Regions from separate parts of the Mus musculus genome. Here region 1 is linked to region 2. The links are chromatin loops, found by intact Hi-C in ENCODE. Cell type or tissue: heart. All regions are shown on one strand. Links, peaks and the distances in the headings refer to the core of each region. The heading gives the core; the rest is flanking DNA. Region 1 holds the start of Slc25a35 (solute carrier family 25, member 35). Region 2 holds the start of Rpl26 (ribosomal protein L26).

Evidence for each region. A loop is a pair of places that touch in the nucleus more often than their neighbours do. Peaks named below come from ENCODE experiments on the same cell type or tissue, not always from the same donor. Only the 100,000 strongest peaks of a DNase experiment are listed, where the experiment ranks them.
Region 1: it touches region 2 in a loop (5-fold over the local background); 20 of 42 quality-filtered maps call a loop at or near these places.

Annotation. Positions count from the first base shown.
Region 1 is chr11:68,958,260-68,973,545 of GRCm38, forward strand. It overlaps Slc25a35 (solute carrier family 25, member 35), which reads left to right and starts at 9,872. Exons shown (of 5, transcript NM_028048.2): 1 at 9,872-10,778; 2 at 12,465-12,530; 3 at 12,925-13,077; 4 at 13,410-13,544; 5 at 13,691-14,256. The coding sequence starts at 10,404. The coding sequence ends at 13,864. Gm32273 (predicted gene, 32273) reads left to right here. Exons shown (of 3, transcript NR_168013.1): 3 at 4,027-4,233. It overlaps Rangrf (RAN guanine nucleotide release factor), which reads right to left. Exons shown (of 5, transcript NM_021329.3): 2 at 15,182-15,286; 3 at 14,858-15,014; 4 at 14,684-14,769; 5 at 14,225-14,482. The coding sequence ends at 14,362. In heart, for the core only: CTCF peaks have their summits at 7,766 (motif pointing right), 7,968 and 9,601; DNase peaks (open chromatin) are centred at 4,102 and 9,802; H3K4me3 peaks cover 1,827 bases; H3K27ac peaks cover 825 bases; H3K27me3 peaks cover 568 bases.
Region 2 is chr11:68,897,107-68,912,392 of GRCm38, forward strand. Rpl26 (ribosomal protein L26) reads left to right here and starts at 4,460. Exons shown (of 4, transcript NM_009080.2): 1 at 4,460-4,518; 2 at 5,164-5,336; 3 at 6,073-6,213; 4 at 7,259-7,428. The coding sequence starts at 5,169. The coding sequence ends at 7,387. Gm22608 (a small nuclear RNA gene) reads left to right here and starts at 10,910; the gene lies at 10,910-11,016. In heart, for the core only: a CTCF peak has its summit at 7,811 (motif pointing right); DNase peaks (open chromatin) are centred at 7,825 and 10,325; H3K4me3 peaks cover 1,543 bases; H3K27ac peaks cover 1,865 bases.

The sequences.
Region 1 (15,286 bases), core at 3,073-11,072, 60 kb after region 2:
TAAGGGGGCTACAGAGAAGGCTCAACATTTAGGAACACATCCAAACAGACTTCCCACAGACAGCCTTTTCTAGCCTCCAAGGGCACCAACATGCATAGCACACATACACACACACACAGAGGCACATAACTGGAGATAATCAAGAGGAAGGAAGGAAGGACTGAGAGATGGCTCAGCAGATGAAAGCACTGCTGCTATTCCAGAGGACTCAAGTTCAGTTCTCAGCACCCACATTGGGTGGCTTACCACTGCCTGTCTCTCCAGCTCCTGGGGAATCGAACACCCCTGGCTTCCATGAGCCTCAGTGCTCACATGCACATAGCCATAGAGAGCAAGCACGCACATATGCATACACCCAAATAATTTTATATTGTTAGAAATAAAATCAGAAGCCGGGCGTGGTGACATATGCCTTTAATCCCAGCACTCGGGAGGCAGAGGCAGGCAGATTTCTGAGTTCGAGGTCAGCCTGGTCTACAAAGTGAGTTCCAGGATAGCCAGGGCTACACAGAGAAACCCTGTCTCGGAAAACCAAAATAAATAAATAAATAAATAAATAAATAAAATAAAATCAGGTGCCAGGCATGGTGGCACACACCTTGAATCCCAGCACTTGGGAGGTGGAGGCAGAGGCAGAGGCAGAGGCAGAGGCAGAGGCAGAGGCAGAGGCAGAGGCAGGTGGATCTCTGTGAGTTTGAGGCTAGCCTGGTGTACAGAGCAAATCCCAGGATAGCCAGAGACTCTGTCTATAATAAACAAACAAACAAACAAATAAATAACAAGGGGAGAGGTAAGTAAGAAGGAAATAAATAAAGGGGTAAAAAGAAAGATGGCTGGTACAAGATCCTCCTACTTGTCCAGCAAGCGCTGTACTTTGAGTCATCTCTCAGCCCCAGCATCCCTTTCTCCCTCGTGATCATCCATGTTCCATCCCACATGCTGAATTTACAGACTGGGGCTTTCCTCTTTCTATTACAGGCCACCATCCCAGTGCTTGAGAAGTGTAAGTAGGAGGCAGGGGGATTGTGAGTTCCAGGGCATCCTTCCTAAGCTACAAAGCCAGACTCTTGCCTTAAAACAAACATACAAGCCGGGCGGGCTAGCTGGACTCATTTAGTCTTCAAGCTTCGGTTTGAGTGAGAGACCTTGTATCAATATACATAAGGCAGAGAACAATGAAGACAGACAGCCAATGTCAACCTCTGGCTTCTACACACAGGTGCACTCATGTGCACATGAGACAAAATAGAGTGACAGAGGCAGGTGGGTCTCTGAGTTTGAGGCCAATCTTGGTGTACAGAGTAAATTTCAGGGCAGCCAGGGCCACACAGAGGAACCCTGTCTCACAAAAACAAACAAACCAAAACACATTGTCCTCTGACCTCGATATGTGTACGCTGTGGCACATGCCCCTTCATAAACACAATAATAATAATAAATTAAAAATTGAAGTCTTAAAGGAAAGAAAAAAATAAATTGCAATGCACTATATCATACCATATTATCAAACTTCCTGTGTGTGTGTAAAATGTATACTTTTATGTGTTTGCACGTGCGTGAGTTTCCATGAATTCAGATGCACATGGGTGCACCTGTGTGTAGAAGCCAGAGGTTGATGTGAGCTGTCTGTCTTCATTGGTCTCTAAATTATGTATATTGATATGAGGTCTCTCACTCAAACCGAAGCTTGACAACTAAATGAGTCCAGCTAGCCCATTTACCTGAGAGGTCTCTGCCCCCTAAGAGCCAGGAGCAGCCCTTGCATTAATCTAAACTCAGGTCCTTGCTCTTGTCTAGCAAGCACCTCACTCTGGATTCATCTCTCAGCCCCAACATCTTCCTTCCATAGCAATCATAGGTGTACCATCGCATATGCTGAATTTATGTGCTGTGACTTTTCTCTTTATAGTAGGAAGTAGCCCTGTAGATATTTATCTGTCTTATTTAACAATGTAATGTATCCCAAAAGTCCTGAAATGGTGTCAAGCATATAGTAGGTGCTCAACAGAAGCTTAATGTTTGGTTTGGTTTGGTTTGGTTTTTCCAGACTGGCTTTCAGTGTGCAGCCCTGACTGTCCTGGAACTTATGCTGTTTGACAAACTGGCCTTAAACTCAGTCATGCCACTGCCTCTGCCTCCTGAGTCTTGGGATTAAAGGTATGCACCACTACCATGTGGCTTTTGTTTTGTTTTGAGAGAAGAGTCTCTTTAGGTTGCCAAGTCTGGTCCTGAACTCCCGAGCTCCCACAGTTCTCCTACCCAAGCCTCTCAAATGCTGGGTTCTAACTATATAACCACTACTGACACTCACCACTGCCAGACAGCTGCCTGCCATCTGAGGATCTAAACCAAAACGATTCTCCTTCTCTTATCTTGTTCTTCACAGAGTATCTGTAGTTTGTATTGATCCCATTAGTTTCCCAGTACACCTCACCCTAGAGCCAACCACTCACCCAGCCCCCATCTCTAGACCTTTAAGGAGAAAAAAAAATATTTTCCCCTAAGACTATTGGAGACTCCAGCAAGAAAACTAGACACATTTGTAGTCAAACTAGTCATGTGCTCTTTGTTTTGACTGGAATGTTAGGAGGTCTTGTTGTTATTTTAGTTTTTTTGTTTGTGTGTTTATTGGGGTGAGTTTTTTGTTTTGTCTTATTGTTTAGTTTTGCTGCTTACAAAGTAACATTTTGGGCTGGAGAGTTGATTCAGCAATTGATAAAGAGCACCCGGCTGCTCTTCCAAAGGACTGGGGTTCAATTCCTTTTTTTTTTTTTTTTTGTGGTTTTTCGAGACAGGGTTTCTCTATAGCCCTGGCTGTCCTGGAACTCACTTTGTAGACCAGGCTGGCCTCGAACTCAGAAATCCACCTGCCTCTGCCTCCCGAGTGCTGGGATTAAAGGCGTGTGCCACCACTCCCGGCTTGGGGTTCAATTCCTAGCATCTACATGGCAACTCAAAACTGATCCAGTTTGGGTGGATCTGGCACCCTCACACAGATAAACATGCAGATAAAACACCAATGCACATAAAACAAAAGTAAATTTTGCCAGGCAGTGATAGCGCAAGCCTTTAATCCCAGCATGAAGGAAGCAGAGGCAGGCAGATCTCTGTGAGTTTGAGGCCAGCCTGGTCTACAGAGCTACAGCCACAGGCTGTACAAAGCAATCCTGTCTCAAAAGAAAAAACAAAACAAGTAACATGAGGAAACTGAGGCAGGAAGATACTGCCAAACTGCCACCAGAGTCTAAGTGTTTCAGGTGTGGCTCTGGCAGGCAAAAAGAACCCATCCTGGCAGAGATGTAGGCAGCCCTGTGTCTCCCAAGCTCCCATCAGGCAGAGATGTAGGCAGCCCTGTGTCTCCCAAGCTCCCATCAGGCAGAGATGTAGGCAGCCCTGTGTCTCCCAAGCTGTGGTACGGAGGCTTTCCCACTGGCATCCAGAGACCTTTATGCTCCCTCTCCAGCTCTTCTAAAGTACTCCTCTTACAATCATCACGACAGTATGATTGGACTGGAAAGATGACTCAGTGGTTAAGAGCATTTGCTACTCTTGGAAGGGATCCAGGTTCAGTTCCTAGCACCCACATGGTGGCTTACAAACTCCTTGAACCTCCAGTTCCAGGAAATCCAATGCCTCTTCCGGCCACCTGCCATACATGTAGTATAAACAGAGACATGAAGGTAAAACACATATATGCATAGTGAATAAAAATAACAATAACCAGCCAGGCATGGTGGTGCATGCCTTTAATCCCAGCACTTGGGAGGCAGAGGCAGGTGGATTTCTAAGTTCGAGACCAGCCTGGTCTACAGAGTGAGTTCCAGGACAGCCAGGGCTATACTGAGAAACCCTGTCCCAAAAAATAAAACGAACAAACAAACAAACAAAAAAAACAGAAACAACTGCACAAAGTTGTCCTCTGACCTCCACATGCATACATGCATGCTGTGGCACGTATCTGCCCCTGAGTGTGCGCACTCACACACACAGAAATAATATAGATAACTGTAGCCTCCCCTCCCCCAGCCTTAATGGTTCCACTGTTTACACCTGGATGGAGCTTGCCGCTCAATCGTTCTGCCACGCCCACTGCTGGAGCCTGCCGCTTTCCTGTTCCGAAGCCATCACGTGGTCACCCTGCTACTGGATTCCAAGATTATTTGGCGTGAATCGGGCCCCCTTCCCCTGCTTCATAACTGCATGCAGAATAGTAAAATTGAGCTTTGATCAGAATGTCTGTCTTAGCTGCATCCTTTTCTTGCCCGCCTAGCCCTTCTTCTCTTCCAGGTTTCCAAAATGCCTTTCCAGGCTAGAACCCAGGCTGTGATCTGCTGGCCCGACACAACAGATAACATTATTATTAAGATGTTTTAAAAGATAACATGAGGCTTCAGGGGCCAGAGGTGAAAGGTTATGCTTTAAAAGTAATGTATTTGGCCAGGCATGAAGATGCACTCTGGAGGCACAGGAAGGCGGATCTCTTTGAATTCAAGGCCAGCCTGGTCTACATTGTAAATTCCAGGGCAACCAGGGCTCTGTAGAGAAACCTTGTCCAAAAAAGAAAAAAAAAAAAAGGCTGGTGTTTGCTGTCAGGGTGAAGAGGGTGAACCTGTGATAGTCTTCAATGTCACCTTGAGTAGATTTAAAATTACCCAGGAACCATACTGTTTGGTTCTGTTTGCATCTGTGAGAGTGTTTTCCAGGGAGGTTAGATTTTTTTTGGAGGACACGCCCACCCTGAATGTAGATAGCTTTACTCTATGGGCTGGGATTCTGGACTGAATTTTTTAAATGAAGAAAGCCAGTTGAGCATTAACACCCGTTTCTGTCTGCCTCTTGAGAGGGTGGATACAGGGGACCAGCCTTGCTGTCACAATGGATCTGTCCTGTCGCTTGAACCATGAAGCCGAATGCATCTTTTCCCTTTAATCTGTTTCTTCTGAGACATGTGGTCACAGAAAGGAGACGGGTTGGTATCCAGTGCATGCACGGACCAAGGTTATGAAAGCAGGCATCGGATCTGCTGACAGTGTCTTACACACGCTAGTGTTCTGCCACAGGTCTACACACCAACTCTTCTCAGTCTCACTATGTAGGCCTCGGCTGTCCTTGAACTGCAGATTCTCCTGCCTCAGCTTCCAAAGTGCCGAGATTACAAGCACATACCATCATGCCAGCTAGCAGTTTCTTACAAAGCAAAGCATGGTATGACCTGGCCGGACTACCTAGCCCACAAACAGTGGGAATGCTGATAGCTGTTTTCTCTCTTCCTTCTGCTTTTGCCTGGAAGGTCTTCCAGGAGCTGCTTCAGTGAGGGTCAAGCCTTTACTTCCTGTGGTTGTCTACTTTATCTCCCAGGAGGAAGGATAAAGCAGGGATGTCCCCTGGTGACCACTGTGTCCCTTTCCAAAGAAGAAAAGTTCTGCTGGCATAGGCATTTGTGTTCTTCCTAAGGCTATAAGGTTAATGACCTGTGACCATTATGCTGCCTTAATAGAAGTTCTAGACTTACAGGTTAAGAGTGTAGCTCAATAGATTGGTGCTTGCCTAGTATGCACAAGGCCATGGGTTCCATCTCCAGCAGTTAAACAAAACAAAAAGTTTTCCCCCAAATTGTATACACACACATTGACATAATTTTTTTTTTGCAATCTACTTTAATAAGCATTCAGTCTCTCCTCTTACCTACCACCCACCAGGGGTAGTGGAATAGAAAGGTTACTAGGATATGGGGGATGTTTAGCCATAGTTCTTTGGGGATGAGCTCGGTCTCCTTGAGCAGCTGCAGACCAATCCTCTAGGCAAGGCAGATACCACATCTGAACCAGAAGCTGAACTTCAATCTGGAAGAAACAGAAAGGCTTGCCAACCGGCCTGTGGCTGGGCCACGGAAACAGCAAGCTGCTGGCAGGAACACAAGCAGTTCTCTGGCGAGTTTCTCTCGTCTTTACCACAAGTTGAGCTCGATAATGCTACGTAAGGTGAACCAATACGTGCCTATCATTAGCTAAGACTAGCGAGGCAGCGCAAACCAACCAGAGCTCAGCGCTCGTCTCCCACTGTCTGTGGGGTCACATTTATACTCTTCCACCACGTGTCCTTTTACGTGGCTGCTACATCCAAACATCCTTTCACCTGTGTCTGCTTCAAGAAAACATTCTTTCATGTGTTTGCTTTAGCAAGACATTCTTTGTGTGCCCCAGCAAAACATCATTTGACATAACTGACTTTCCAAACAAACCAGAAGTTTCCACGTCATATATAGATATATCTTTTTTTTTTTTTTTTTTTTTTTTGAGACAGGGTTTCTCTGTATAGTCTTGGCTGTCCTGGAACTCACTTTGTAGACCAGGCTGACCTCGAACTCAGAAATCCGCCTGTCTCTGCCTCCCAAGTGAATATATCATTTTTTTAATGCCGAGTGTGTAAATAAAGCATGCCTTTAATCCAGCACTCAGGTGGAGCTCTTTGAGTCTGAAGCCAGCCTGGTTTACAGGGTGAGGAGAGCCAGACCATGCAATCCAACCAATATGAAAAGAAATGTCTTGGTGCTGGGGATAGACCTTAGTGGTAGCATATGTGAGGTCCTAGGTTCCGGCCAGGACCTTAATTTCATAGTATGTCTTATTCATAATCATATAAAACTGGAAGCAGCAACCAAGATATCTTTCCACATATGAATAGATAATAAACACATTGCTGGACTTCAACAGATGGGATGTTATTTAACTGATAAAAAGAAATTAATTATCAGACAACTGTGATACTGTGGAAGCTGAAACAGGAGGCTCTCCAGCTCAAGAGTAGCCTTGACTGTATAGTTATACTGTCTCAAGAGCAAACAAACAAAAATGGTCTAACCACAAAAGTTAAGAATTTAGTTGTACATGGTAACACTAGGCTGGCCTTTAATCCCAGCAATCACAAGGCAAGACACATGGATCTCTGTGAGTTCAAGACCAGTCTGGTCTACATAACAAGTTCCAGGAAACCAGAGCTATAAGAGACTCTGCCTTGAGAGTAAAACAATAATAAAAAATGAAAATTAAGAACATATTTCTAAATCAAAGATGGTTATCTAAGCCAGGTATGGTAGTCTATGCTTGCAATCCCAGTACTCAGATGGCAAAAGAATTTTTTTAAAGATTTATTTATTATATGTGAGTACACTGTAGCTGTCTTCAGACAATGTAGAAGGGGGCGTCAGTTCTCATTACGGATGGTTGTGAGCCACCACCATGTGGTTCCTGGGATTTGAACTTCAGAGGAGCAGTCAGTGCTCTTAACTGCTGAGCCATCTCCTCAGCCTGGCAAAAGACTTTTAAGTTCTAGTCCAGTCTGGGCTATATGAGACTCTATCGCAAAATAACAATAAAAATAAATAATAAGTGAGATGGACATACATATATATACATACACGCAAGCTCTAAAAGACAAATGTATCACGAATTGAGCAATAAAATAAAATATGATGGACTGTAACTCAAAATATAAAACAAATATCCATGAGTCCATAGGGATATCAGTAATATAAATTAATGTGTAAATTATGTATTAGTGGGAACAAACATCCACTACAAAAGACTTCCATGTATGTGTTCTGTTTTCACGGAGGGGATAAATAGCTGTCCCCCATTTTTTGTTTTATTTTTATTTTACTCTATTTATTTATTTATTTATTTAGGTTTTTTGAGACGGGTATTTTGTTTTTTAAAAAAGATTTTTAAAATATTTATTCCTGTCTATGTATGTATACATGTGCATGCAGTATCTGTAGAGGCCAGAAGGGGGCACCAAATATCACTAGTAATTTGTCAGTTGCTTTGTGGTTGCTGAAAATGAAATTAGATTCTCTGAAGGGGTGGGAGTGTGTGTGGGGGGGTAGAATAACTCATGCCTTTAATATCAGCACTCAGGATGCAGAAGCAGGTGAATCTCTGAGTTCGAGGCCAGCCTAGTCTTCAGGGTGAGTTCCAGTACAGCCAGGGCTACACAGAGGAACCCTGTCTCAAAACAAAGCAACAAAACTGGGTCCTGTGAAAGATCAGCCACTTGCTCTTATTTGCTGCCTTTAATCCCAGCACTTGGGAGACAGAGGCAGGCAGATTTCTGTGAGTTTGAGGTGAGCCTGGTCTACAGAGTGAGTTCCAAGACAGCCAGGGCTACACAGAGAAACTCTGCCTTGAGAAAGAATAAAAATTACTTAAAAAAAAACCAAAACAAACAAATAAACAAACAAAAAAAACCTTAAAATCTGTCAATCTCTTGGGCATCTGGTATTAAAGACAGAAAGTGTCACCCAGTAATGCTGAATGTTAAGCACCCAGGGGGACTTAGTGAAAGAATGTGGGGGTCCACCTGCAGAGTTCTTCTGGTTCAGGGAGTTTCCAGTGAGACTGGATGTATTTCTAAGTTCTCAGGCACTACTGCTGCTATAGCCACCATACTTTTGAGAACCCTAGGCTTTAAGCTCAGGGTGTGAAGCCAAGTGTGGTGTCACCCAGTAGGGCAGCAGGCTGGAAATCTTCAGCACTCCACATGCTGAGGCAGGAGGATTTTGAGTTTGAGGCTCCTAAAGGCTACACACAGCAAAGTTGTCTGGCAAACAACCTAAGACTCAGATCTGCCTCTCTCCCACCCCCAAGCTTCTAGAGTTTCCAGTATCGTGAAGTAGGGAAATTAACCACTAGCTAAGAACAATAGGAATGTTTTTGAGGTATTCCTAAAAATAGGTATGTTTGAGGAACAAAGTAGAATGAGGCTGAATAGGGACAACTTGAAAAGCCATCAGAAGATGCTCAACCTGACCTGAACGTCACCAAAGAAAGCTGCGGGGACCTCGGGGAAGTGGGAAGAGTTCTGTCAACTCCAGACTTCCCAGTAAATTACTGAGCGTGTAACACAAGGGCAACCTCTCCTTTGGAGTATGTCCCACAGATATTATCTCATTTTACAAGGGGTTCCTGAGAAGATAAGAAACTTGCCCACGGTCATCTATATAGTAGGAAGGAAAATATAAACCGGAATTCAGCGCTAAGCAGGGTAGTTGACTCAGGTGAGCCCTCTGCTTCTTCCTGCCGCCCAAATGACGCCACCTAAACTCCTACCTTCTTTCTCCAAGCTTTCTCTTTAAGCTCTTTTCCAGCCTCCCCCCCCCCCGGGCTCTTTCATAATTATTCATACGAATGAAGCAAGGACAAGAAACAAGTCTGTTTCTGTAACCTAAGCCTCGCTGAGGAGGAGATGGAAATCCTTGTCTTGACCTGCCCGGCCTCCTCTAGGTCATTGTGACGATCAAGAGCTTAATAAGATCAAGGTTTTGTTTTTTTTTTTTTTTTTCCCCTGGCTGGCCTTCAGGCCTCCCTCCCTGGGCGCCCGCAGCTGGCCACACCCTGGTACTAGACCCTACAGTTTACTCGGCCTTAGGGGATGGGTGCTGTCCAGCAGGTGTGTACCATCGCCCCGGCGGGCGGGACTGCAGTTTCCGGACTATCCTGGCATCCGAACAGCGCTGGGCGTGTCTGCGGTCAGGCAAACCCCAAACAGAGATGACCTGGGATTGAGGACGATCGCAGAGAGCCCGCCACCCACAGGAGTCGCTGCCCAACCCTCCGCGCTCAGCCTCTGCATCCCGGCCCACCCCAGTTCCTGGACAGTGATTAACAAAAACAAAAACCAAAAACATCTCCCCGCCTCCGGCACCCTCCCAATGCCAGGCCTGGGAGCCGGGGCGAGGAGAGTTAACCCAACCCGTTTTAGTTGAGGCCGAGGGCCCGGCCGATGGCAGCGCCTCCCATTGGCTGCTGAGCCGGCTCTTCGCTGATTGGCTGAGGCGCTCGGCTGCAGCTCTTGGAGAGTCCCCATTGGCGCTGCGTTCCAAGGACCCGAGAGTGGCCGCCCGGCCTCTGCAGACTACCTCGGGTAAAGGTGCTCTAGCTCCCGCAGCTACTTTGCCACGCTTATTCTTAGCCGGAATCCTAACTTCTTTCACAACCCTCCTCTCGCTGTTGTCGAGCCACCTTCGGCTTTTCCCTCTGATTCTTTTTCTGTTGTTGCTTTTCTTTTTCCTGCTTCTCCAGCTACCATTTCGTAACTCCGTTTTCCTAAGATACGCTCTGGTACCCCCATCCTAGGCATTCCCACCTGCCAGCTTCTAACTTCTGCTCCTCCCTGATCTCAGTTCCCTTGTCAACAGGGCCTTGTTGCCATACCCTACTACACTCCTCTTTCTTTCCTTTTGCTACCTTCTGATCCCCAAACTCCCTCTAACCTCACTTGACTTCTTGACATTTGACCCAGACAATTTAGCTCTCTTAAATTTCTACCTGTTGCAGCCTGGGCTTCAAAGAGCCAGGTGTTGTTCATATCCATCCCTGCTTTCTGAAGCTGTTTCTACCTTTACCATGGACTTCTTAATGAGTGGTGTAGCAGCCTGTGGAGCCTGTGTGTTCACCAATCCCTTGGAGGTTGTGAAGACCAGAATGCAATTGCAGGGAGAACTGCAGGCCCCAGGCACCTACCAGCGCCACTACCGAAACGTCTTCCACGCCTTCTTCACCATTGGCAAGGTGGATGGCCTAGCTGCCCTGCAGAAGGGCCTGGGCCCTGCGCTCTTGTACCAGTTCTTGATGAATGGCATCCGACTGGGCACCTACGGGCTGGCAGAGTCTCGGGGTTACCTGCACACTAATGAAGGCACCCACAGTCCTGTCCGCAGCGCCGCAGCTGGGGCCCTTGCTGGGGTCATGGGAGCATATCTGGGAAGCCCAATCTACATGGTAAGAAGAGGGGTCTGTCTGGTCTGGGGCTTTCAGAAAAGACTTTTGGCAGAGGGTGGGAGCCTGCCCTTTACAAAGGCATTGGTGACAGGGTGCTGTGCCCCATAAGCAGAAAATGGCACAGGAAAATGCTGGCAAGCTTCAAGGCCTTCTGATCTGCCTTATACACAGACACCCAACAGACTCTGCAATGTGTTGATGAAGATTACAGACTTAGCGTAAGGAGAACTCCTTTGAGTTGGGGTGTCATTTGTTTGTTGAGGCAGGGTCTCCCTATATTGTAGTATCAACACTTGCTCTTGTAGCCCAGCCTGGCTTCTAACTACAGTCCACCCTGAGTCTTCTCAGTGCTTCAGTTAACAGGTATGCATCCTAGCGGTATGCATTCAACTGAACTTTGAATCACACTTCCTAGCACTCATTGTTGCCATGTTGATAAGACAGGAATAATTATAGACTCTTGTGAAGTTGCTGAGAGGACTGAAGGAGACACATGAGATGTACATATGAAGGGTTCATATAGATCCCGGCAGATGGTGGGCATCTGACAATATTCCTCTCTTCTCTTCTCTTCTCTTCTCTTCTCTTCTCTTCTCTTCTCTTCTCTTCTCTTCTCTTCTCCTCTCCTCTCCTCTCCTCTCCTCTCCTCTCCTCTCCTCTCCTCTCCTCTCCTCTCCTCTCCTCTCCTCTCTCTCTCTCTCCTCTCTCTCTCTCCCCTCTCCCCCTCTCCTCTCTCTCCTCTCTTTCCTCTCTCTCCTCTCTCTCCTTTCTCTCCCCTCTCTCTTTCCCTCTTTTCCCTTGATACAGGCAGAGCCTGGCTATATGACCCAGGCTAATGGGAAACTCACTAGGAACCCAAGCTGGCGTGAAGCTCTTGCTCCTCCTTGCCTGTGCCACCCAGATGCTCTGATTACCAATATGTGCCACCATGCCCAGTGCAGCTTTTACTGTCTTATTCCTGGGGCTGACTTTGTGTAGAAGGATGAGGAATCTGAGAAACAGGCGTCACGAAGTGTAGGTCAGGAAAGTCCCGGGCATCACAGAATTGTACACACTCTCACAACTTGCTCCTGTGAGTTATCAGATGGTGAAGGGCTGGAAGCCTGGATCCAGAGAGGGTTGGTGTCCTGCTCAAGGTCACACAGCTGTTCGTTACTGGGACTAGGCCAGGCTTAGTGAGCCAAGGAGATGATCTTACAGGAGCGCCAACTTGGTCTCACTCCTAGTGTATGAGATTTGAGGACAAAGGCATCTTCAAAAATCAGCTGAATTTGTGCCCTTAGGGTAGTCTTGACAGGGAGGCTGGTGGAGGTGGCAGCTGGAGATCTGATCTGGAATGGGAGCTGGCATAAGAGGCAAGGCATCCAGAACTTTCCTAACATGAAGTCTTAGGAAATATTACCATTCTCCGATCTCCACTCCCCACCCCCAGCCCCAAGGGAAGTAGGATGTGAAGGGGGCGGGGCATCTTGCAGGCCTAAGAGATCCGTCCCCTGGGACTGCAGCCAAGGGACAGAGCCTCATGACCAATTTGTTAAGTGGGAAAAACAGTAATTACCAGATTAAAAGAATATATTCATTGCTTAATACCCTAGAGGAAGTGTGAGTGAGGGCTTTGGGTGTTTTGGTCTCCATGGTGGGAAAGTGACCCCTGGGACACAGGCTGTGATACTTTCTTGTCTCCAGGTGAAGACACACCTACAGGCACAGGCAGCCTCTGAAATTGCTGTAGGGCACCAGTATAAGCATCAGGTGAGGGTTCCCCAAACCACTGGAGCACCCGACCATCTCCCCCCATTTTTCCCTAACTTTCTGCCTATAGCTGGCAGCTCCATCTAGCCACTGCTTTGCCCGACCCCATCAAGCCCCGCTCGGTCAGACCCTAGAGCCCGTCCTCACCCTCATATCCCTTGTGCCTCAACTCTCCTGCACCTGTTTATCCTGCCCCGTTCTCTTGACCTGCTGAGGTCCTCCATTCCATACCTCCAGCCTGAACTCTGGGTTGGTGAGTATCAGCAGACACCTGAGGGCCCCTACACTGGACTTGCTGTCTGGACAACAGGTGCATAGCACTTGTCAGCTTTAGCAGGAGGCAGTCGCTGATGCTGGGGTGACTGAACCTCAACCACATGGTCTTCCCCCCCAGGGCATGTTTCAGGCACTAACCGAGATTGGCCAGAAACATGGTCTAGTGGGGTTGTGGCGTGGGGCCGTGGGCGGCCTGCCCAGAGTTGTCATCGGCTCCTCTACCCAGCTGTGCACCTTCTCATCTATCAAGGACCTCTTGAGCCAGTGGGAGGTACTTCCTGGGAACGGGTGGGGCCATCCCTGGAATGGGAAACAAGGGTGGAAAAAGGGAGGTGGGCCCTGGTTCAAAAGTGAGGGAGCTATAGGAGGACTCGAGGATCAGTGATCCCTTAGGATGCTGCCATCATCTCCTAACAGAAGGGGTACCTGAGCCCTCTGGACACTCCTTCAGTTATCACTGTGTTATCTCTGATGGTATGGAAGCTCCCAGAATTACCAGTTGTGTTCCCAGGGCAGTGCTCATCCTGCCCTAAAGTTAAACAACTGTGTGGTTGATAAAAAAAAAAAAAAAAACAAACCAAACAAACTTTATCTTTCTTATAGATCTTCCCTCCCCAGAGCTGGAAGGTGGCTCTGGCCGCTGCCATGGTGAGTGGTGTCGCCATAGTCGTGGCAATGACACCCTTTGATGTAGCCAGCACAAGACTTTATAACCAACCCACTGATACTCGAGGCAAGGTAAGGAAGTACTGCAGGGTCCAGGCTGACAGGGAGAGCTGGGGGTGGGCAAGCAGATCCTCAGATGCTGCCTGGAAAGGTGTCTGGCCCCGGCGGGCTCTGACATGCACCTCCTGTGCTCTCCCTTCCTCTCTGACGTGCTCCAGGGCCTCATGTACCGGGGGATCTTGGACGCTCTGCTGCAGACAGCGCGGACAGAGGGCTTTTTTGGCATGTACAAGGGTATAGGTGCCTCCTATTTTCGCCTCGGCCCCCACACTATTCTCTCCCTCTTCTTCTGGGATCAGCTGCGCTCCTTTTACAACACATATGCTAAATAACAATCACTCTCTTGTAACTCCAGATCAACACTCTTTGGGCACCTCTGCCTCTACTTCCTATCACAGTGACTGCTGACAGATTGACCTCTCAATGCCCCTAAGGGGGACAGCCACGCCCACTCCTCTGTTCTCCTAGGGTTGAGTCACTGAGTGGGTCTTGCTTTAAATTTTTCCACAAATCCCCCGATATATTTCATACCCATCTCAGGGTTGAATCAGTCACTCCAAAGTATATTTCTACTGCCATTCTTGGGTTCCCCCCAACTCCCTGCTCCTATACACAGCTTTAACTCCCCCCCCTTCCAAGACCAAAGGGAACTGGGAGACCCAGGTGTCCTCTTAGATTTGAAGGCACAGAAATTATGTTCTTCATAAAGCAAGTTTATTTCTGCAGAGGAAGTGTCTTATGTTTACATCCAGGGAAGAAGCAGAAAGAAACTCCCCCTCTCAGAACTGGGTCCCCGAGTCCTCAGTAGCACGTTGTGTCTCAACGATCTTTACTGGGGACCAAAGAGGTTGGGATCATGAAGAGTCAAACTAGTTACCAGCTGTTCAAAGTTACTCAGGCTCCAAGGTGGACATGACAGATTTTCAGGGCCAAGAGACCTGCTGTGACACCTTAGGGTAAGGGAATAGAGGGAGAAGGAAAATGGTCCGGCTTGAGGTTTGCAAGATCACACTTCCTATCCCCCAGAAGACCTGACCCTCCTCCCCCAAAGCCTGTGGCTTATTTCTGCTTCCTTGAAGGAATTTGACCCACCCAACTTAATTGTCGTGGGGACCCAATTGGGAGGTTCCCACCCGCTCTTTCGTCCTTACGGGGGCTGATTGAAGGTGAGCAAAAGATCAGTCTGATACTGGGGCAGCCGCAGCAAGGCCTGATGCAGTGTGACATCCTTTGCTACCTAAAGGGATCAGAATCAGCATGCTTACCAGGATACCTGGAGTTATCCCTCCCCGACTCCAGGGCGTCCCATTCGCCATAGCCCTCACCTGCTGGTTTTCTTTAGCTACCTGCTGCTTGCCAGAAAGGGACCAGGCATCCTGACAGCAGCCTCTCAGGGATAAGTTCTCCAAACAGAGAGGCTGCACAGATAGCACGTGCACAGCCCTAGCCCCCTGCACCCGGCCAACGTCCTCAAAATGGTACCTGGCATGGGAGGAACAGTGGTAAGGAGGAGCATGTCTGAATAACCCAGCCCCACCCTCGAGCCTGGTCTGCTATTGCCCTTGGGAGTTTTCGTCCTGAATAACCGTCCAGCCACAGACCCCGCCCACTTTCTCGGCTCCCGGCCTCCCGTTGGCTAGCTTTCTCACCGCGCAGCCGCTTCGCCCTGCACGTGGGCCTGCAGCTCCAGAAGTTCTATGATCAGACTCTGGTCGGTCACAGGATGGCAGAAAACTTCTTGGTTGTCTGGCACC
Region 2 (15,286 bases), core at 4,569-12,568:
TGGCACAACCTGCAATGGACTGGGCCGTCCCTGCATTAATCACTAATTAAGAAAGGTATCTTCTCAATTAAGGCTCCCTCCTTTCAGATAACTCTAGGTTGTGTATGAAGTTGGCATAAGACTAGCCAGCACACTATTCATCAGAATACATGGGTTTCATTCCCAGCACCCACAAGGTGGCTCACAACCATCTGTAACTCCAGTTCAGGAAGGTGTGATGCCCTCTTCTGGCCTCTAGGGGCACTAGGCATGCAATGTGGTTTACACTGAATACATTCAGGCAAAACATTCATACACTTGAAATAATGAAATTTTAAAATGGGGCTAAAAACAACACAGTGGTTAAGAGCACTGACTCCTCTACTAGAAAACCCAGATTCAACTTCCAGCACCCACGAGGCGACGCACAACCATCTGGAACTCCAGTCCTAGGGCATCTGATGCTCTCTTCTGGTTGCCACAGGCACCAGGAATGTATGTGCTACATAGACATATGTGTGTACAGGCAAAACACCTATGCACATAAATAATTTTTTAAATTACAAATAAACTTTAAAAGAACGTTTGAGAACTGCCAAAACACTGGTTCTGTGATGCAAGGGTGTCAGCCGCTGGCTCTGTAGGGCTGGTCTGTCCCGTTTACAGACATGCCATCTTATGGATGAGAGGCACCAAGAAACACAAAAAGATGTTTCATCTTGTCAGTGTTCCTAAGTTCTTGTGGATTTCCTCGGGTCCCATCACTCAATGCGCTCTGATTCCCTTTCTCTGCCTTCTCTTTATTTTTCTAAAATTTATCATTTAGGCAACTATCTTGGGATATATACTTAAAGCATAGGAAGATAAATTTTGACAGACAGACAGGTGGCACATAGATAGATGGGTACCAGCAATATAAACAGAAGGATGACCACGTGATACCAGACAGGATGACACATCCTTGGAATCCCAGCATGCAGTAAGCAAAGGCAGGAGGCTCTTGAGTTCAGCGTGGCCTGGGCTGCAGAGGGAGACCTTCCCAGACCACAAAACGGCAGCTTTTTTCTCCTTCCTTCCTTCCTTCCTTGGCGCATACACAGGCCTCTCCCACTGTCACAGGAGCCTGGAAGCTCCATACTCCCCAGTCTAGGCTCACCAGGCAAGCTCAGGAAACTGCGTATCAGACCAGATTCTGGAACTAACTTCCCTGGCTTGAGTTTCCAGAAACAGCGAAAAGCTGATGTACAGAGACATCCTCACGCCCCGCCTCACCCCCACCCCACCCACGCCGCTCAGGTGAACAGACAGTGGCTGTGTTCCTACACACACCGCATCCCATCTTCCTGGGTATATTCTATTCTGTTTCTTTGTTGCCTCGTGTCTCCTCTTTCTGGGCAAAGTGCTCCTTCAGAGGAGGAACTTACAGAACTGGGCATGGAATTTAGCAGTGAGCCCTACATATAAGATAAGCACTACATAAAAAGTAAATTAAAGCTTGTATCATGCACACCTATACATGTATAGTTCAATTAAATGTGAAATTGGGAGTGGAGAGGAATCCCTGCTTTGATGCAGCTTAGCTTTACCAAGACCTGCTTCAGAATGCTCTGACAGGGATCCCTTTCAGCCAGGTGGTGGCGCACACCTTTGAACCCAGCTCTTGGGAGGCAGAGGCAGGCAGAGCTCTGTGGGCCAGCCTGGTCTATAGAGTGAGTTCTAGGACAGACAGAGCTACACAGAGAAATCCTGTCTTGGGAAACTAAAATAAATAAAGGGTCTCTTTCGGTCAGGTTAGAAGGCAGAGAGGAAGGGCGTGAGCCAGACATCCAACAGACACTGGCGAGATAAGCAGACCATAACTAGACTACAGGCAATTTGTATCACTGTAATTTAACAATCTTATCGCTGTATGAAGTGGCTGTGCTGTCCCAACCCTGACCTAAAGGCTTCATTCTGATGAGTCAGAATCTGCTGATGGGGGAACCAAGGCGGCGCTAGTCAGGGCAGGGTGTCCCCAGAGAATGAGGGGGGTCCTGGTGGAGGGGAGATTGTTAAGGAAACTAAAAATGCTTTCCCTGAAAGTAAGCTGATGAGTCTGAAAGGAGGAAGAAAAGCACAGAGGGCAGGAGGCATGGGCAGCTCCTATCGCCCTGTGACCTCTGGGCTTCCCTCTAAATGGCACAGAACTTAGTTCCCGGAAAATGCCACTTGCCTGTCCTCAAGCTACCCCACTGCCTCGAGGAGCTAAGTGTAACATTCTTCAAACCTCACCCAAGGGTGACCTACCTCACTGCACACACCTCCCTGACCCCAAAGCTAAAGACAGCGGGTTCAAGCTTCCTGTGATCCCAAATTGCTGCTTCCCGTGCCTGTCTCCCCTCTTGGACCATGACTTCCTGCAAGCACAAACCGGGAATTATTTTGTCACCCCGGTATTCTAGGCTAGCTTATGAAGGACACACCACAAGCATTTATTGAATAGAACTGCTGCAGGTTTTATTCAATTTTTCCTTTTCTTTATCTTTTCTTTCTTTCTTTTTTTGTCTTGGTTTTGTTCTTGTTTTTCAAGACAGGGTTTCTCTGTGTAGCCCCGACTGTCCTGAAACTCACTCTGTAGACCAGACTGGCCTCAAACTCAGAGACCACCCCCCTTCCTCTGCCTCCCAAACGTTGGAATTAAAGGTGTGCACCAGCAAACCCAGCTTTCAATTTTTCAGTGACATATAAAATTGGGGCTCTTTCTCTTACAGAATATTTGACAACACACTATTTTAAAATCATGAATACTGATGACTCTATTTTGAACCCTCAAAGGTATGATTTCTCGCTCTTCAACTTGACAGTTTGTAGGAACTGTCATATCGAGTTTCCCAAGACAGGATTTCTCTGTGTAGCTCTGATATCGAGTCATATCGTTTCTAGGGGGACCCGGAGAGCCAGCCTCATAGGTTCTAAACTTCTCTAGAAGTCATAGGTCCTGTGTCCCTTTGCACCTTCCTGTCACTGCTCCGTACCTCAGTTATCCACTCTGTAAACTGAGGACAGTACACCTGCATCAGCCTAAAGACGTTAGTGATGTGAAAGGGTATAGAAGAGTGTGTCCTGCCTAGTGTTCCGTAAGCTCCCTGTATCTTAAGACAGTATGTGCCTCCTGTTAGCATGACGGCTATATTATCTACAGAAACCGATGCCTCCGAACCCATTTGCAGAGAATCGGATCCCCTTGACCTACCTCCATCAGATCTGGAACCGAGAACTCTCAGGAGGGGGTTGAGGTCATAGTTTTAAAGGGTACACCTGTCTGCGATGAGAGTGTCCCCCCACCCCGTGTCTCTTTCTTTTCTTTCTTCCTTTCTTTCTTTCTTTCTTTCTTTCTCTCTCTCTCTCTTTCTCTCTTTCTCTCTTTCTTTCTCTCTCTCTCTCTCTTTCTCTCTTTCTCTCTTTCTCTCTTTCTTTCTTTCTTTCTTTCTTTCTTCCGTTCTTTCTTTCTTCCGTTCTTTTTCTCTTTTCATGTTTTCAGTTTTTCGAGACAGGGTTTCTCTGTGTAGCCTTGGCTGTCCTGGAACTCACTCTGTAGACCAGGCTGGCCTCGAACTCAGATATCCGCCTGCCTCGCCTCCCAAGTACTGAGATTAAAGGCAGGCGCCACCAATGCCGGCTTTTCCTTTTTTTTTTTTTTAAATTGGATATTTTCTTTATTTACATTTCAAATGTTTTCCCCTTTCCAGGTCTCCCCTTCGGAACTCCCCTATCCCATCCCCTCTGTCCTTACCTCCCCCACCCATCCACCCACTCCCGTCTTCCCGCCCTGGCATTCCCCTACACTGGGGCATGGAACACCCTCAGGCCCAAGGGCCGCCCCTCTCACTAATGTCCAACAAGGTCATCCTCTGCCCCGTTTGTGACCGGAGCCTGTAATCTTTTGTTGGTGGTCCAGTCCCCGGGAGCTCCGGGGGATCTGGCCTCGGGTCTGTTTGTTTAAGTGTGATTTGAACCGGCAACTTGGCATCATCAGGGGGCCAAGACCTATTTCCGTCCAGGTGAGGGATGGTCTCAATTTCGCAGAAGGACCCAGAGTAGTCTACCCAGATGTGGGGGCGGCCGGCTGGGGCTAATTATAAGAACTAACTCCTATGGGTCAAGTCACCGAGGTAACCGTCTGGCCAAGGTCCCAGAGCCACTCGGCGCCTAAAAGTAGGTCTTGCGCTTCGCCCGGAGCCCAGGAATGAAAGGGTGAGGTCCCCCAGGTCCTCTCACGCCGGCCTACCGTCCCTAAGCAACCCTCTTCATCCCAGGAGCACTGCCTTCCCCAGAGGACTAAGCCTACCACGCACACCTCCGAGGGATGACGTCAGGACCCCTCGCAGTCCCCCTCCGAGCCGCTAGATGTCGCTAAACTCCCATTCCTAGTTTCTTCTTTTCTCCCAACCTCCTCTCCCCTTTCGCTCCGAGACTCTCGCGAGATCTCGCGGCAACTTACAGAACCGGAAGTCGCGTGTAGTTCTCTTTCCTTTTGCGGCCATCGGTGGATCGCAGCCGGTGAGTTCTCGGCGGGTTGTCGCTGGTAATCCGCAGCCATCCGCGGCGAGGCGAGGAGGCTTTTCTGTCCCGAGGCCCCGAGACGGCCTTGCTGGCCCGGCATCAGCCAGGGAGCCGAACTGGGGCGGGCTCGGTCCGTGTCTTTCCTAGCCAGGGCCCGCGGGGCTGGAGAGGGTTAAGGGGACCAGGTTCGTGGACTCGAAGGCCGGCGGGGCCCATGGAGATGGAGTTAAATAATCATAAGCCCCGGGTCAGCCGTGCGGTTGCCCTCTCGCCAGTTGGGAGGGCTTGGAGATCCGCCCTTGCTTCCATGCTCAAGTGGGGGGCAAAATGCAGAGCACCAGAAGCGGTAAATGAGAAGGTAAAGACCGACGCTGTGTAGGACCCTCCCGGGATGCTGAAGTTGGAAAGTCAAGTTTAAAAGTAGGATAGGTGTTACTAATGGCAGAGTCTTCATCTTGTTTTCAGTCTTTAAAGACGAAAAAACCCTCAGATGGGAAGGTCTGGAGTAACCGAGCATGATACCTTCCAGTGAACGTTGTGTGCTTTCAGAGTGGAGTTGATGCTGTTTAGGGAACTGGTTGAGACTTGAAACGTTAAAGGGTCTTCTGGTTTTTGTTTTTGTTTTTTTTGTTTGTTTTTAAGCCAAAATGAAGTTCAATCCCTTCGTGACTTCTGACCGAAGCAAGAACCGCAAACGGCATTTCAATGCGCCCTCTCACATTCGGAGGAAGATCATGTCTTCCCCTCTTTCCAAAGAGCTGAGACAGAAGTATAACGTTCGGTCTATGCCCATTCGGAAGGATGACGAAGTTCAGGTATGTGTCCTTGCTTGGCGAGGCGAAGCTGAATGGAATTTTACGATTATTTGGGGGGCGCGGGGGGGGGTGAGAAAACCTGCATTTGATGTATGAAAGGGTTGCTTTGCATCAAAAGAACTGGAAAGCAGTGTGCTTTTTGGTCCTGCCTCAGCGGTTTGCTAATGTCTTTGTGTGGGGTTCTATTAGCTCTATTGGGGAGAGATTATCTGTAGCTGTAATTTATAGCTAGTGATTGGTAAGTTCTGGAAGTCTTTAAAAGAACGCAGGGTGGGTTTCTTTGTGTAGGTAGCCCTTGGCTGACCTGGAAAAGAGATAAGATAGAGCCCTAGGATAAAGGGTGTGCACTTCGAGACTGGCACATCTTAACACTTTTTAAGAATACTTAATAAAATGAAACACTTCTTTGGGAGGATCGACATGGGTTGAAAACAGCTATAGGATGGCAACAGTCTTGATTTGTCTGTTATTTAGAAAGCCTTTCTTTGCTATAGGTGATTGGCCTGGTTTGTTTCCAGTCTGTGAAGATGAAAAGGTTGGGGATTTAGCTCACTGTTCACATAGTGCTTACCTTGTATATACAGGTCCTGGATTTGAGTCCCAGTAACCCCATTCCCACCCCAAAAAGGGGACGTGTGGGTCTGCTGGAGGTGCACAGTGTATGAATGATTCGGCAGTTCTGGTTCTCTGGGTTACACTCTAGCCCTTGCTCAGTTTTTTTTTCACTTGCACTCAGGTTGTTCGCGGACACTACAAAGGCCAGCAGATTGGCAAGGTGGTCCAAGTGTACAGGAAGAAGTACGTCATCTACATCGAACGAGTCCAGCGAGAGAAGGCTAATGGCACAACCGTCCATGTGGGCATCCACCCCAGCAAGGTGGGTGTTTTTGAAGGAGGAAACCACTAGCTTTGGTGCTTGATTGCTGTTTACATGGCACCTGCAAGTGGCCCCTGTGATCAGTGAGGCCATTGATAACACCATTATGAAGTGGGCTTAAGGTATTGGCAGTAAAAAGCAACCTGGAGCTGAGGTTGTGATCCCATAAACTGATTATATAAGCCAAAGTAGAACATCCCATAATACATATACCTGTCCTATATATACTTTTCATGTCAGTTATTCCAAATTTGTGATTGGATTGTTTAATGTGCACAGCAACCACTTAAGGGGGTTCTCAGACTTAAATTAGTGCTAAAAATGTAATTTTCAAACTGCAGAAAACCCAAAAGACCGACAGACAACATCAGTATTAAAATTGTACCATGATTTCTTTCCCTTCCCCACCACATAGTACATGTCATGGTTGCTTCTGTGTGTGTGGAACCCATGTAGATCAAAGATGTGGGTCTGTTGGCCCTCTCTCCAGCCCAGCACATGACCTTAGTGAGCTCTGAGTTTTTGTTTTTCTGGTACTCAGAGGTCTGCCTGTCTCAGCCTCCTGGGTGCTGAAATTAAAGTCCTGTGCCACAATGCACGCCCCATGTAAGGTGTCTTTTAATGTACATGAGTACACTGTTGCTCTCTTCAGATACTACCAGAAGAGAGCATCTGATCCAATCACAGATGGTTGTGAGCCACCGTGTGGTCACTGGGAGTTGAACTCAGGACCTTTAACAGAAAGAACATTTTCTGTATGTAACATTGTAGTGGTTTTTGGGTTTGGTTTTTGCTTTCCACCACTAGCTCAGTTTTCAAGGAAAATGCAGTGGTCAGTTCTTGGTCTCTGGTCCTTAGTGCAGCAAGTGATAAGATTAGACTAGCTGGATAAACTCTGAGCTTCTGCTCCAAAGCTGCATCATCATTTGTATTTTAGAAAGAGACATTTAGGTATCTACTACCCTGGGTTCAGGGAATGGAAAGTGGGACCTGTAATTGGGCCTACGTTGTTGCTTAAAGCTTAGGGCTGCTTCTTTTTGTGCAGGTCGTTATCACCAGGCTAAAGCTGGACAAGGACCGCAAGAAGATCCTGGAGAGGAAAGCCAAGTCCCGACAAGTAGGAAAGGAGAAGGGCAAATACAAGGAAGAAACGATCGAGAAGATGCAGGAGTAGAGACATCTCGTGCACGGCTTTCATTAAAGACTGCTTAAGTAGTCCTGTCTTGTGTGGTGTTTTCCAAGTACCTTGTTTTCTGTGGCTTACTCTGCTTCTGTGTCAGTCTTTGGGGTCTGGAAAGGACAGCCACCCTCAGATGGTCTGATAGCACTATGACAAGTTATGTGGAATCAGGAGCTATGATGAATTTAAACCTTGGAATGGCCCTTATTTATAGGAATAGCCAGTTGAAAATATTCCTAATCGACTGGTACCTGGAAAGGACCCTTAAGAGTCAGTTCTCCCACCTTGTGAGTCTTACAGGTTGTTTGGTCTTGGAGGCTGGTACCATCTCATAGGGCCTAAAATATTGGGAGAACCCTGACATTTATTTGTACCTGTGTGTGTGCATCTGTATATCAAATCCCTGCAGTGTCTACAGAAGCCAGAAGAGGGCACCAGATCCCCTTGAATTAAATTGTTGGGTCCCCAGACTTGAGCTTAGTTCCTCTGAAGGAGCAGCTGGCCAGCTCTCCAACTCTGGAAAAACATGTGTTGTCTCACCGGAGAAAACCTGGCTGCTGAGATTTCAATACAGTGAGAATTTTATTACTGGTGATAAGATTTTATTTCCCTGTGCTAATGTTGGATCAGTGCTATAACTGAGTTGCAGGCAGCAGTGGGCACATCAGAAATTCCAGCTGAGGTAGAAGCAGAAGTATTGAGGCTAGCCTGGGTCATATTAGCAAGATAATTTCCTAAAAGGACTGACAGAACCATGTCTGGAGTATCCTGCAGTTGGCAGCTGTTGCCGGGTTGGAGGGTTTAGGTATCTAACAGTAACCAGAGGAACCGTGCACTGTAGCACTTGGCTGATGTTTCAGCAAAGCCTGGCAGGGTCTCCAAGTAAGATGGTTGCCTCAGCAGATCCCCAAGGCCTCATACCCTGGGGCAGCACAGTGAGCACAGGTGGAATAGAAAGGCTGGAGTACGAGGCCATGCCTAATTATTACTATTTTTTTTTTTTTTGCTCATTTGAGATAGGGTCTCACTGTGTAGGCCAGACTGGCCACAAACTGGGATCCTCCATGCCTGGCTACATTGCCTTTTTTTTTTTTTTTTTTTTTTAAAATAAGAAAATGTCACCTTTAAGGGAGGCAGAGGCAGGTGGATTTCTGAGTTTGAGGCCAGCCTAGTCTATAGAGTGAGTTCCAGGGCTATACACAAACCCTGGCTTGAAAAAACAAAAGAAAAAACTCCCAACAGCTTTCCCCTAGTAAGTCAGGAAAGGAGTTGTCAAGTGTAGGCATGGCTGCACTGCTACACTGCCATGTTCTTGTAGGCTGTGCCTTTTGACCATGACTTGAAGACCTTAAGCACTTTGTCCTCCATAGCTGTGAGGAGGGATCCAGGTGAAGAAAGAGAGCAACCAGCCAGTGACGCGGGTTCAGTGAAGGAGAGGTGGAAGCTGGACTTGCTTAGCGCATGGGGGATGTGGCTGATCTGAAAGCCCTGTGGTATGACATTCCAGGTCAGAAAAAGCCAAAGCCAAAACCAGGAGAGAGCATGGCTTGAGAACTAGTTCTCTTATCAGTAAAGTGTAATGTATGCATTTGGACCTCAAGTCAGGTCCCCGGCACCCACAAAGAAATTGAGCATAGGAACTGAGATGATTCAGCACTCAAAAACTTGTGTTGAAGCTTTCATAGGGCCCAGGCTCAGTTTGCAGCATCTCATGATGGCACAATTTCTAGGGATCCTGATAACATCTGGACTCTGGGAATGTAGATGCATGCAGGCAAATATATACGTATAAAAACGCAAAAAGCTTTAAAAGTTAAAAGTCACATTGGAAGCCGGGGAATTGACTCGGGAGTTAAGACTACACATTGTACTTGCAGAGGCCCGGGGTTGAGTTCACAGTACCCACATCCAGCAGCTCCCAACCTCATTAAATCAAGAGAAACTGCTCTTACAGTAACATGCAGGAAGAATTGTGTGGTCTGCTTGAAGTATTTCAAATGTAGGCCAGAATCGGCTGGATCTTGGCCCAAATCTGCCTCTCGTGTACACCTCAAGAATATAAAATTATGTTGTATTCTTGGCACAGGTCAGTGCATTCCAGGAAGTGACTATTGCCATGGAAACAACAGGCTTCTGGAGCACAACATAAAAGTTGGCTTGAAGTCACTGCTCTAACTTAGAAGGGCCAACTGTGGCTTACAGCTCAGAACCGGGATGACTGTGATCCAGGCAAAGGACCCATGCACTGTTCGGCTCTCAAGACCTAGAAGAAGGTGTTGCTCAGGCCCATGAACTGGATTAATAAAGGATTCTCAAGCCAGGCGTGGTGGCACATGCCTCAATCCCAGCACTCGGGAGGCAGGGATGATTCCTCAGTAGTTTGAGGCCAGCCTGGTCTACAGAGTGAGTTCCAGGACAACCAGGGCAACACAGAAAAACCCTGTGTCAATAATTCAATTAGTCGATTAGTTTATTAAATAAAAGCCTTTTATCCTCCACATCTGTCTTCCTCCATGTCCCAGAACTAACTAAAATCTCTTCTGATCATCCTTCATGCCGGGCCCCTTCTGGGACACTACCGTAATCCCTGATGTTGCCTACCTCAAAGAGAGGTGTCATGAGAAACAAGTTCAAACAGGAAAAGGGATGTTAACCCACCAATAGTGGGTAACTCATGATCTGCCTGCTACCAGCAGATTTTACCTTCAATGAAGAGTTGGGGACTTTTGTTCGTTACTTTTTAAAAGATTTATGTGTAGGGATGTTTGTATGTGGATAGGTTCACCAAACACACCTGGTGCCCCCAGAGGCCAAAAGAGGTTAGCAGACCCTCTAAGAGCGGAAGTTACAGATGTCCAGCCCTGGCCATTATGTTTTTGGTGAGCCACTGTGACTATCAAGGGAAGCAGCATTATTTTTGGACAGGAAAGGACATCATTCCCAGCTTGTTTTAGGGTCCAACATCTTGTTCTGTCCCTGGCCAGCGGCTCACATTCCATTCTCCTTCCAAGACATTGTCCTTTGTTATAGTCAAGCAGGGTGCAGGAGGCCCAGATTACTAGGACAGTTACTACACCCCTCCCTTGAGCTGATCTTCCACCTCCTGGTTGCATGGCAACCCTAGAGACATAGCCACCATCTGAGCGGCTGTGTGAGGGGTACAGTGAGTCCCAACATTACTTTCTTTTTTGGGAGCTTTGCAGATGTGGACATCTCTCTCTCCTTGACTTCTTTATGCTGGCAGTGCAGAGAGGGAAGTGTGTCCCCCGACACACCCAAAATGGCCTTCACTGTTTGTTATCATCTCAGTCTGGGGAATCAAGATCACCCACTTATCAACCATAGGTTCTTCTCAGCTAGAAAATACATTTGTCCTCTCAGTGTTTATGTTTGTTTGCTTTTCAAAAAATGCACTGTTGTGCCAGGTATGGTGGTGAGAACGTATAATCCTGGCATTTAGTGGGCGTGAGGATCAAATGGGTTCAAATTACCTGAAAGTTTCAAAAGACTATAAGAGTGCATGCTTCAGGAGCACATATAGTGACATTGGGAGGTCACAGAAAAGTTCAGCGTGGCCCCTTTGCAAGGATGACACACACAATCATGAAGCAGTCTATAGGGTTTTTTGGTTTTTTTATCTTTTTTTTTTTTTTTTTTTTGAGACAGGGTTTCTCTGTAGCCGTGGCTGTCCTGGAACTCACTCTGTAGACCAGGCTGGCCTTGAACTCAGAAATCTGCCTGCCTCTGCCTCCTAAGTGCTGGGAATAAAGGCGTGTGCCACCACGCCTGGCTTATTTTAATCTTTTAAGACATTTTATGAATATGCTTTGTCTATATGTGTATATGTGTACCATGCAGGAGTGCCCAAGGAGGCCAGAAGATCCCATGGAACTGTTGTTAACAGTTGGTTGTGAGCAGTCATGTGGGTGCCGGGACTTGAACCCTGGTCCTGCTGGCTTGTCTTGAGAGGCGTAGTTCCCATATACCCGACTAAGCAGACTCTGCAGACTAGTTTTACAGTGGAAGTCAGAGTCTCTCCCTCCCCGTGTACAGAAGTGGAGGGAGGGTTGCATTACCTTTCTGGGACCCTTTGTTCACTATAAAGATTTTCCTGTTTAATCTTTATAGAACTCAAATTGACTATGAAAAGATGGAAAGTGGGCTAAAGATTTTTGGCTTTTACTGGTGGAGTAAGGAGCCTGTGACATATTTTCTCACACGAGGCTTAAGCTCTGGCTCAACTAAAGTCTTGGTCTATAACCAAGTCTGGTCTCTTTTTTAAAAGGCAGGATAATCGCTCCAAGTCTCACAGATACAATGGGGCTTCTGAGAGGGTAATAAGTTTGGAGAGGGGGTGGGAGAGGTCACTTCCTCCTCATGACTAGCAAACCCTTGGTAAATTCTCACCTCTCAACAGGAAAAGAAACAATGGAGGCAGGAGAGCAAAAGCCAGTCTGCTCGGTCTTGTCTGGGCCCACTGGGGTGGCATTCAGTGCCATTGCACCACAGTCGTGCCTGCTCACATGAACAGCAACTTACTAGGTCACAGGCTGACCTTCAAGGGTGAGAATACTGCCTTCTAGCTCCTAAGAGAACTGCACAGGGCTCTCTTGTCCCAGAGTTAAGGAATGTTGTGGAAAGAGCTAAGCTTGCCCTTCAGTTAACTTCTGCTATGCACGGGGCCAGGGATGTGTGTTACTTTCCAGCAGAGTGTCCTGGCCCTGTGTTAAAATGTTTCATGTACTATAAAGAGGGCAGGCAAGAGTACTCAGCAGATAAAGGTGCCTGCTGCAAACCTGACAGTCTAAACTCAATGCCAAGGAACCGCTCACACGTGGAAGGAGGGGCCAGGCAGTGGTGGCGCATGCCTTTAATCCTAGCACTTGGGAGGCAGAGTGCAGGTGGCGGATCTCTGAGTTTAAGGCCAGTCTAGTCTACAGAGTGAGTTTCATGACAGCCAGTGCTACACAGAGAGACCTTGCCTGAAACCAAACCAAACCACCCCCCCCCCAAAAAAAGAAAGAAAGAAAGAGAAAAGAAAAGAAAAGAAAAGAAAAGGTGAAAAAAGGGAACAGACTGCAAGATTGTCCTCTGACCTCCACACATATGCTGTGTGGTGCATACTCCCCTCCCTAACCCCACAGTAATAATCATGTTTATTAAATTTTTGAAAGAACTGTGAAGAGCCACACCAGTGCTAGATAGCACGATGTATTTATCGCTCTCAAAGGTCAGCAGCTAGTCAGCACAGAACATACCAAGAGCTGGTTGTTTAGTGACAGTGTCACCTTTGCTCACTTAACTGAGTTAGATGTGGTGACTACCACCCTTCCCCCCATTTTAGTTAGCTAATTAGTTGGTTGGTTAGTTAGTTTTGAGACAAGTTCTCTCTATGTAATCCTGGCTGTCCTGGAACTTGCTTTATAGACCAGGTTGGCCTCAAACTCACAAAAAATCTGCCTCTTGAGTGCTAGGATTTTTTTTTTTTTTTTTTTTTTTTGAGACAGGGTTTCTCTGTGTAGCCTTGGCTGTCCTAGAACTCAGGATGTAGACCAGGCTGGCCTCGAACTCAGAAATTAGCCTGCCTCTGCCTCCCAAGTGCTGGGATTAATTAAAGGCATGCGCCATCACTGCCTGGCTATGATAACTGTTTTTAAAGGCCCTTTTTCCCTTTTCCCTTTCCCTTTCCCTTTCCCTTTCCCTTTCCCTTTCCCTTTCCCTTTCCCTTTCCCTTTCCCTTTCCCTTTCCCTTTCCCTTTCCCTTCCCCTTCCCCTTCCCCTTCCCCTACCCCTTCCCCTTCCCCTTCTCCTTCCCCTTCCCCTTCTTCCCCTTCCCCTTCCCCTTCCCCTTCCCCTTCTTCCCCTTCCCCTTCCCCTTCCCCTTTTCCCTTTCTTTCTTTCTTTCTTTCTTTCTTTCTTTCTTTCTTTCTTTCTTTCTTTCTTTCTTTCTTTCTTTCTTGTTGTTTTTGAGACAAGGTTTCTCTGTATAGTCCTAATTCGAACTCAGAAATTCGCCTGCCTCTGCCTTCCAAATGCTGGGATTTTTTTTGGAGGGGGGGGTTGGTTTGTTTTGGTTTTTCGAGACAGGGTTTCTCTGTATAGCCCTGGCTGTCCTGGAACTCACTCTGTAGACCAGGCTGGCCTCGAACTCAGAAATCCGCCTGCCTCTGCCTCCCGAGTGCTGGGATTAAAGGTGTGTGCCACCACGCCCAGCAGCCATTTTCTTTTAAAATTGTCATTTTTATTGTACTATTGTGGGGTTTGCATATCTATCTAGCTTTAGACAAGATCTCTGCCATGTAGCCCAGGCTGGTATGGAACGCATAGAGATCTGCCTGCCTTTGCATCCCGAGTACTGGGAGAAAAGGTATGCACCACCACTGCCCAGATCTTTTTCTTTTCTTTCTTTCTTTTTTTAAAATTAATTAATTAATTAATTTATTTATTATATGTAAGTACACTGTAGCTGTCTTCAGACACACCAGAAGAGGGCATCAGATTTCGTTATGGATGGTTGTGAGCCACCATGTGGTTGCTGGGATTTGAACTCAGGTCCTTTGGAAGAGCAGTCGGGGCTCTTAACCGCTGAGCCATCTCACCAGCCCTCTTTCTTTTTTTAATGTATGGTTTATAGCTCTTTCCAATGGTTTTGTAAAATTTTGTAAACCTTGATTTGAAACCTGAGATACTTTTACCTAAGTGTAGCTCAGTGGCCTGGCATTCCAAAGGCCCAGACTTCCACGTGAGTACCACAAAGGGAAGAATGTACAGAGGCCGGAGAGCTGCCTCCGTGGTCAAGCGCACTGGATGTTCTGCCAGTCAGAGGCTGTGGATTCCACTCTCTGCACTTACACAGTGGCTCACAGCGCTTATGATGCTGGTTCCAGAGTCTCTTGCCCTCTACTGATCTTTGAAGGCACCAGGTTCACACGCAATGCATATGCAGACGTGCAGGCAAAACATCTGTGCACAGAGAAGGAAAATAAAGACAAAAAAAAAAAAAACCCGAAACAACAAACAAACAACAACAAAACCCAGCTAGAGCCTACCTAGGACTTTCACTCAAAATGCTAATAGCCTGGAATCTTGTTCCCACTCTCAGCTGAATTTGGATTCTTTTAATTTGCTTTCTTCCGTTTTTGTTTCTTGTTCCCTTTTATTATCTTCCTGCTAATCTTTGTTTACCCAGGTTCTGACTTTTTTTTTTTTCAACCCTACAATTAATTACCCCAGATGGCTGACTCCTTGGAGTTTTCCAAGCAAACAAAGCAGGCAGGAAATAGAAGCTTCCTGAGAAAGCGCTTTCTCGTAGGTCGGTTGGAGTCGGAGAGGGGCTTTGCCTTGGAACCCGTTTGTGTGCAGCTGCTCTCCCTCTTCACAGCCGATTTATGACTGCGGGGAAGATCTGGGCACATTTCAACCTTTCCTTTTAAAACTTGAGGCTGATACTTTGCTTTCTCGAGTTGCGAATTGCTACTTTTCTGTTGCGTTCGAATACCTGTGTCCCTTCTGCTGATGCTGTTCCTCAGAACAACTTCTGCACACTGGAACCTTTAGCCCAAGATTGCTTTTTCACTGTTAGGCGCTTCCTGCCTTGTTGAAGGGTATTGTGCATGAGGGATACGAAGCCTTTCCTTTAGGGTTGAACAAATGGCCTGCTTTGTGTCTTTGCTTGGTCGCTGAGTCACCTAGTAGTCGTCCACCCAAGTTCACACCAGCACGGTCTTCCTCCTGAGAAATGACCTCTTTGACTATAGGGACCACAAGGATCTTGGTTGGCACAAACCCACATCATCTGAAAAGACACAGCCATCCTCTAGTCCCTTTAGTGAAGAAGTCCAGTGTGGATGACAAGCAGTCACTACCCCTCTCCCTCTCCATATACTCACGAGT